2 separate regions of the Homo sapiens genome follow, and region 1 is linked to region 2. The links are chromatin contacts, found by Hi-C in ENCODE. All regions are on one chromosome and are shown on one strand. Each heading gives the region's core, a stretch centred on a gene start or an enhancer-like site at or near the end of the contact. The rest is flanking DNA. Distances are from core to core; before and after follow the strand shown.

Region 1 (4,314 bases), core at 1,187-3,686, 140 kb after region 2:
TAACATGGCACCAGCGCTTGCTGAATGCCCCAGTGCCCTGCAGTGGGCTTTGCATCCATTACTTCACTTAATCCTCCCACGGGCCCTCAGAGCTGGGTCCTGCTATTATCCCCAACTTACAAAGGAAGAAACTGAGGCTTAAGAGGTGTGAAATGACTTCTGACCAGCAGACATCGAGCTCCAGCTCCTTCTATCTGTAAACTCCATGCCTTCCCCAGCCCCCATCAGGCCATCTTGCAGCTGCGCAAAGTCATCTCCAGTGGGTTCTTTGATTTTGCAAGATCTGCTTCCTTTCAACCTTTGAATATATAAGTCCCTGCCATCCTCTTATTAACTGTGTCCTTCCTTTCTCAAAGAAGTTTCCACATAAAAGTTCAGAGGGAGACAGGATGGGGAGGGGAAACTGAAAAAAGGCAGTGGATTCTTTATGTTTTATTAATTGTCAGATGTTTCTTGTTTCTTTGTTTCAACCTGGTTCGAATCCTGTTAGCCTTGGCTACGCAGATCAGAGCATAAAGGGCCACCAGCCCAGGTCTGCGGCGTCAGTTTAAGTGTTAATTATGTTTTCATATCTGCTATAAACTCCTGTTTGGGAGAGCCTGGGTGTTCTTAAAATAAATGGCAATATAAAATTGAAAACAGCTAGCATTCCTGAATCAATTTTCACATCTTATAACTTTGAAGCATAATTCATTTCTTCCTCTCGAGCGCCTGTGGCGACGGGGACAGCCTCACGCCTGCCGTGTAATTTCATAAGGAGCAAATCAGTTAGTAATCTGCAGCATCTTCGTGCCTCCCCACCCTTGGAGCCCTTAAATAAATGCAAGAAATGCCAAATCCCCCCACTTTATTAGACCTTGTTGGCGAAGAGGGTGCAGGGAAGACGTGTAATTTATGCTGTGAACTGGAGAGACAACTGTAAGAAATTCAACCTATAATTGTGAGGGTATTATCCCCATGACTGGAGCAGCAGGTGTCGGCCACATGGGGAGGGACACAGCACTGAGCTTGCACGTGTCAGAAGTGTGACACCAAGGCGATCCGTGGTTGCCTTAGTTGCCATGTTCCTTAGAATAGGCTTTTCTTTAAATATACATATATTTAAATTGAGGTATACCATACATAGAGCACACAAGTCTTGCAAAACGTGCCACTTAGTGCGTTTTTGCACATACGCCTGCTTGTCTAACCCCCACTGTGATCAAGCTATAGAGTTCCCCTTTCCCCACTCCCAGGCTGACCTTCCCGCTAGGGGAATCCCTATTCTCCCTTCTATCACCGTAAATTAGCTCTTCTTGTTCTTGTACGTTGTATACATGGAACCATACAGTATGTGACCTCGGGCACTGTCTTCTCTTACTCCTCATGATGTCTCTGCAGTTCATCCCTGTTATGTGCATAGTGGAGCCCGCTCTTTTTCACTGCTGTGTAGTATTCCATTGCATGACTCTGCCATTGTCAATTCATCTGTTGTATTGTGGATGGGTATTTCAGTTCTTTGTAGTGTGTGGGCTGTTAGGAATTGTGTTGCTATCAGCATTAGAAGAGATTTAGCTTCCTTATATTAAAAACTGGATGCCCTCCTCCCCGCCACCCTGTGCACACAATCACACACACACAGACACACACACACACACACACGTGCATGAGCACTCATGTGCACTGGAGTTTGTACCCACGCATTGTCACTGTTCTTCTCCTTCACTGTTTTGACTGACTCAGGAGTCACAGGAGCAAATGCCTTGTCCTCAGCGCCTGGCTGGGAGGCTCTGGTGACTTTCAGGAAACGAAGTCATCATTTCTAAGCCACCAGCTTCTGATTCCGCAGTTCCTCTGAAGTCTACGAGTTCCCAGGGGACGTCGTTTCCCTTCCTGGTTCCTGGCAGTGTGTTGCCTTTATTCTGAGTTAACTACTAGACCTAATTAAACAGCACCATCTCCTCAGAGTGGCTGATTTTCTTCCTGTCTGAATACAAATTAAACTCCCATGCCATTAACATTCAGGTCAGTTGATCGGAATCAACCTCTTTTAAAACTCAAAGGCCAAAGTGATTTCAAAGTCAGTCACACACCTCCCATCTGCGGGGAAGGGCCTGACGTGGTTATCTTCGAGCTGACCCAGCTTGGGAGCTGCCTGAGGACAGAAAGTTTCTTCACAACTGAGTCAGGATGACACAGTGCACGGGCTGCCCGGCGGGGTTTGCTTGGGAGGCCCAGGGTGATCAGAGACTGTGGGCCTCATTTGTTTGCTGTTTCACTCCCTGCATCATGGAGATTTAAAGTCCTTTCTTTCATTTACCCAGTCCCTTCACTGAGCAAATACGGGTTCAGTGCCAGGTACTGTGCTGGCCCTGGAGCTGCTGAGCATACGGCGTGATGTTGCATTGGGCCGCACGGATTGCACACGTGTGGGTGAGATGCGAGACAGCCAGCGTCAAGAATGTCTCAGGCTGTAACCCTGATGGTGCGTGGGGAAATGCCTGTCATGCAGTCACGCCCTTCCTCTACAGTGCACACCTGCTCCTGCAATTCTTCAAGCGGTGAGCAGCTGAGTGCTCTGCTGGTGGGTCCTCATTGAGAGCCTGAGCTGACGGTCCAGTCTCTCACCCAGGTCATTCCAGGTAGACACAGCCCCAGCATCGAGAAGGGAGCTCTCCAGGGTGTCCCTACAGTGATGATACTGCCAGATGGGGAGGGCATGGTGCCCGCCACCCCTCAGCAAGGCGGGAAGGCTCCAGGGCCCTGACCATTTCCCACGGCGTTTCTGTGGATGTGAAAACTTTCCTCGCCCTCAGAAGTGGGTGTGTTAAGTGCAACCGTTGACCGGGGGCAACTTCTGAACCCTTAGGAAACAGGGATCGTTTCCTTCCCTGGCCGTCTGGTTCCAAGTCAGGGACGTAGTGGATATTACAATTTGGGGACGACCACAGGCTGGGCCCTGCTGACGGCCTTGCATAGTTGGCTTGTTTAGAGTGGAGCAGATGTCAGGGAGTCTGACTGAGAGTGGATTAATGAGGGCACAAAGGCTGAAGGTTCACAGTGCTCGGGGGGTCGGGGGTGGGAGGGGTGAGGGGATAGGGTGGGGCTGTGTGTGTGCAGGCTGCAAAGCCGGCCCAAGACTGACTCACCTGTCATGGGAGCCCTGGAGGGGTCTGCGGGGCTGTCATCATTTGGAATCAGAAACAAGACATCTTGGCTGAGTTGTGCCAGTCAGGGTTCAAGTTCCCTGTACTCAGTTGGCCTCCTTGGCCTCGGTTTCCCCGCCTCTAAATGGAAGGATGTAGCAGCTATGGTCGTCTGCTTCCCAGCAGCCATGCTGCCGTTCTCTCTCCTACAGTGGCCTGGCTTCGTTCAGGGATCCACCGTCGTCCAGGTGGTCCAAGCCCTGGCTCCAGCCTAGTCAATCAAGGCAGTCCCATTTCTCCAGGGGTTCATGTGTGCCCAGCTGTGACCAGTGAGAACTGAAGAGAGGCGGTTCTGGGACATTTTCTTTGTTCTGAAAAGAAGATGCACCTGGAGCCGTGTCCCCATCCTGTTGTGTGTAGTCCTGTCTGCATGTCATTCCTGGGGCCCTGGCAGCCATCTTGGAACCATGAGGGGACCCTTCACAGCCAAGCCAATGTGTCAAGGTGGTGGAGCAGCAGGGGGTTTGGGAAGAACCTGATTCCTTCATAACCATTGACCAACCCTAAAGCTCCCTCGCCCCTGGGTTTCTTGGCAGGCCAGAAATTCAGGTCCTCTTCACGTATGCCACTTTGAGCTGGGCTCCCTGCTGCTGGCAGCTGAAATCCTATGAGATAGAGGAGGAGAGAGTGAGGAGGGTGGGGATGGTCACTCAGGCAGGACGCTCTGCCCTGATGCCCTCTCATTCCTCATGGCCTTAGAGAGCTCAGTTCCAAACACAGCAATGATAGCGAAGGATTTATCACCAGTGCGCAGAATAGGGGGGTAGTTAGTGGAGGAAAAGTTAGTGAGAGGAGACATCTCACGTAGGGGATTTCTTGCTGAACTGAATTAACGGGATCCCTGCTGAAGGCAGGCCATGGTGATGAGATGTAAAGTGTGGGGGATGAGGAGCTGGATCAGGTGCCAAGGGAGAGGGGAATGACTTCTCAGCATTCTCCGTTAAAGCTGGCCCAAGCAGGCGAGGGCAGGGCCCAAACTTGAGGCCTGGCTGAGAAGAGGCCTCAGAGGATCCTGCCTGAAGTGTGGTCAAGGACAGAGTCATCATCGGTCCTCAGCAGTCAGCACCTTTCGAGGGTGGCTTTGGCTGAAGGAAAGTGCCTCACTAATCTCACGCCTCCTTTCAGGATG
Region 2 (4,094 bases), core at 536-3,035:
GGCAGGGAGCAGATGATCTCCGGCAAGGAGGATCCCAGCAGCAAGGGCACTGCAGAGGAGGGCGGAGGGGTGAGCCTTTAGCAGCCCACACTGTTCCAGCCGCAGCGGGAGCAGCCCAGGGTGGGATGGGGGTGTTGGAGGGGAGGCCGAGGGAGGTCTCACCTCTGGGATTCCGTTGCCTGACACTGTGCTCTCCGAGGGCCACAGGCATCCTTCCTGCACAGGAAGAAACGTACAAGCAGGGTCAGTGGGGTGGGCAGGAGGGACAGCAAAGGCTCAACCCAGATTCGACTCTTAGGCCTTTACCCTGGAATCAGCTCTTGAACCCGCCCACCTCTCTGCATCGGAACCAGCTTCCCCAGCCCCTGGCCCTGGGCGCTTTTCCAGGACGTGAGCGCAATCACCTCCTCACTGATCCCTGAGGTGCCCTCTGCTGTCCCCTGAAAATCCAGCCTGACACTTTCCAAAACATACACCCACTTGTGGGGCCCCCTTCTCAAAGCTGCCTGTAGCTTCCCGTGGGCCTCAGTGGCTTCTCACCAGGCTGAACATGGCCTCAGCCCCTCACCCCTGGCCCCACTCCCCTGGGCCTGGGCCCCCTGCTGGCTGTGTGACCTGCGTCAAGTTACTTAATTTCAACGCTGCAGTTTCTGTACCTGAATTACAGTTCTTGAGATTACAGTACTTGCCTCATAGTTGCTCAAGCACTTGCTGAATTTGAATGTAAAAACCACCCGGAGCCCACGTGGCACTCAGGTAGCATGTGAATGTGCTGGGTGTCACCTCCACACTCCCACCAGCCATGCTGACCAGCCCCCTGGGGCCTCAACAAGCTCAGCCCGAGCCCCAGGTCCTTTACACGGCAGGCCAGGCTGCACGGCCCGCTGCTGTCCACTTTCAGTTCCAGCGTCCCCTGCAGACCCTTGGAGACCAGCATCTGAAGGGCCTCTCCCGTGAACCTTGTCATCTGTTGATTCCCTTTCCAGCACCTGTCCTAACTTAATCATTGCTTCTATGCATTTATTTCTTTACAGTCTTTCTCTCCCTTGATCTAGTGAGCCCATCATTACTGATGTCCCAGTTCACAGGTGAAAAACAGGAGAGTTGAGGAAAGTGCCCAAGGCGGCTGCTCTGCCATAAAACAGTGATTCAGCCTCTGGCAAAGGAGGTGTGTGGTTCCACTGTGGCGCCAAGCTCTGGTCTGGGTGCAGGGGCACAGCTGCCACTTCATGAAGCTTATGCCATCTGCTCTGAGGAAAATGAGACCCCATGCCAGGACCAGTTCCTCTGAGTTTCCCCAAATGCCATGACGGTGAGCCCTGGGCCCGGGGAAAGGGATGTCTGTTACTTTTATAGCTTCATTGAAATATAACTGATATGCAAATAAATGGACATATTCAAAGCATACAATTTGGTTCGGGCATATATTTATACCAAGAACCTCTCACCACAATCAAGATAATGAGTATGTCCATCACCTCAAACGTTCCCTTGGGGCAGGTTTTTTGAGGGTTCCCAGGTAGGATACCGCTCACCTGCAGCCTGGGTAGGAACGGCCAGAGGGTGGTAATTTCCCATATGGCCACTAGGAGGCTCTGTGGCCCCTCAAAACTGTCCCGTCAGGACCGCTCCTACCCCTTAAGGAGGTCTTAACTGCCTCGTCTCCTGATTTAGCGAATGGCTCTGATATTCTTCAAGTTGCAAAGCCAGATCCACAGGATCATTCCTGACAGCTCCTCTCCCCACCACCCTTGTTCCACCCACCCTTGATCCCCTCTCACTTCTCCTTCTATTAGACAGTTCTATCCACCTCTCTCCCCAGCATCTGTGCCTAGTGGACAGCAAAGTCCTATGGAACCAGGGCCTCCATGTGCAGACAGTCCATCTGCAGCCTGCAAAAATGCAGATTCTGTAGCAGGAGGGCTGGCGAGCCTGCGTGTCTCACCATCTCCCAGAGGCTGCGAGTGCCGCTGGTCTTTGAGGTCCTTGAGGGGTCTCCCAGGGTCTCCTCCACTCTTGCCCTTCCCCAGGGCCCTTCCTCCTCACAGAAGTGGGAACATCTCCCTCATGCCCCCCACCCCACACCCTGCCACTCCTCTGCTTAAACCGTCTGGGCCCCCCGCTGCCTCCAGGAGAGAAAGTTCCAACCCCTTACCGAGGCCCATACCCCCTAGATGTCCACGGCCGTAGTATAGCTGTTTCCTTTAACGGGTTTTCCTATCTGTATAGCGGGCTGATGACAGCGCCTGCAATGCACCATACAGTGTGTTCTGCAAGGTGCCCAGTGAACACAGACTCTCACGTCTTGCCTTTGGATCTGAGCCCATCCTGGGTCTGGACCAATGGCCCCTCTTTCCTCCCTTTCCTGAAGAACTTTGACTGGCCCCTCAAGCCTCTGCCCAGGTGTGCTAACCCCAGAGCTCTCCGTTAGCCCCCCAGGCGGGTCAGGCACCTCCTCCCATCTCCTCCAGTCCCCTCCTGCACCACAGCCTTTGTCCCTCTGCCCCCGGTGGCCTATTCAGGGGTCTCACTCGCCCTGCAGGAGCTGCTACCGTTTCCCCAGTGCCAGGCGCCGGCGTGCTATGCAGTCAGGGAGTGCTCAGGTTGCTACTTAAGTGCGGAAGTTGCTGGGTGACCCGTGCAAGTCATCTTTGTGGAATTAGGTTCCAAAGTGGCTTGAGAAGTCGGGGGAGGTGGGCCCAGCTTCAGAATTGTCTGGAACCTTCCCCAGCCTCTGGCTATGTCTGCCAGTCACCCCAGGTGGAGGACAAGGACAGGTTCCAATCCTACAGCCACTGCTGACGAGCCCCCTGCTCCCAGCAGCCTCCAACCACTCCCAGACTCCCAGGGCTCGGGGTGGACTCCTCTTCTTTGAAGTGGGCGCACCCAGTCCACCTGCGCCTTCCCCATTTAGATGCTTCTAGACCAAGGGTCTGAAAACTGTTTCCATAAAGAGCCAGAGAGTAAAATATTTTCTGGTTTGTGGGCCGGCGGGTCTCTGTCATACCACTGAACCCTGCTGCTACAGCCAAGCGCAGCTATGGGCAAAACGCACTCGAAAACACTTCATTCACACTCAGAAAAGACCTCATTGACAAAACCAGGCAGCCGCAGTGAGCTGACGCTCAGGCAGCTCCTCCCAGACCCCTCCAGAGTCTTAACACCACGAGGCCAGAACGTAGCTGCCCATTCTTCCCCTGGAGTCCCCAGGAACATCCAAGGGGACGGGATGGCCTTCTATCAAACTTCGAGGACTCAGAGATGTTTCTAAAGAATAAAGAGATGTTCCTAAAAAATTCGGTACCTCCCATGTCCTCAGGAGATACTGAATTCCCCCACAGCCCAGCACAAGGGGCCTGGGGGAATTCGGTATCTCCTGAGGCCATGGGAGTGGACGCTAGGTCTTTGGCTCCCGCTGCTGGCAGATTGTCGCACATTGGCCTGGCCACAGTCTTGTCCCTGCCCCTGGGAAATGGGCCCTTGGTGGGCTGGGTTCTCTCGGGAGCAGGAGACCCACACTGAGGACTGATTGGGGGATAAAGAGGACAAAGGGTCACCCCATCCAAGGCCTGAGTTCCTAGTCTGAGCAGGCCTTGGGCACAAAGACTGGGATTGCCTTTCTGGGTAAACCTGAAGTCTGCGCCACTCCGTGGCTGGGCGGTCACTGCAGTGACGTTCTGCATCATGTCCCGAATACCCTCGGAGCAGCGCCAGGGTGGAAGTGCCATCCCTGGTCGAGGGGCTTGCCTGCACTGGAGCCTCACCCTCAGAGGGCAGATCCTTGCCCAGTGTCACACAACAAGGAGGTGACAAGGCCGAGAAAAGACCTCAGAGCTCAGGGTCTTACCTGAGATGGTGAGGCAGGTGGGTGAGGCACGAGCTCTTGTCTCCATACAGGCAAGAGGGGACCCCCAGGGTCACCCTGAAAAGGGGCCATGGTCGGATAGCCATGCCAGGGGCAGAGCATGGATGGGCTGGGGGGATGTAGACTGGGCCCGGGACAGATAAGAGCTGTATGTGGATCTCTATGGAAGGCCGCGGGGCCCAGGGACTCCTGTCTGGCAGGGGGTCCCCAGGGGAGCTGCCACATTCTG

The links. A loop is a pair of places that touch in the nucleus more often than their neighbours do. Pooled maps may share reads with other maps.
Region 1: a pooled map shows a loop between it and region 2 (2.8-fold over the local background). The contact joins two enhancer-like sites. A Hi-C loop is called at or near these places in 1 of 168 maps with a recorded cell type or tissue (mammary epithelial cell), 3 of 37 single-sample maps with no recorded cell type and 10 of 50 pooled maps.

The regions. Positions count from the first base shown.
Region 1 is chr20:57,790,360-57,794,673 of GRCh38, forward strand. No RefSeq gene overlaps it. Among named protein-coding and RNA genes, the nearest start is that of NKILA, 82 kb to the left of the region's middle. RefSeq lists an enhancer at 3,939-4,314. Within about 2 kb of position 2,437, at least 2 of the 41 ENCODE cell types and tissues checked have a DNase peak (open chromatin) inside an H3K27ac peak, as active enhancers do.
Region 2 is chr20:57,652,871-57,656,964 of GRCh38, forward strand. It overlaps PMEPA1 (prostate transmembrane protein, androgen induced 1), which reads right to left. Exons shown (of 4, transcript NM_020182.5): 3 at 163-216. Among named protein-coding and RNA genes, the nearest start is that of ZBP1, 34 kb to the left of the region's middle. RefSeq lists a silencer at 1,560-1,639 and enhancers at 1,833-2,432, 2,433-3,030. Within about 2 kb of position 1,786, at least 3 of the 41 ENCODE cell types and tissues checked have a DNase peak (open chromatin) inside an H3K27ac peak, as active enhancers do.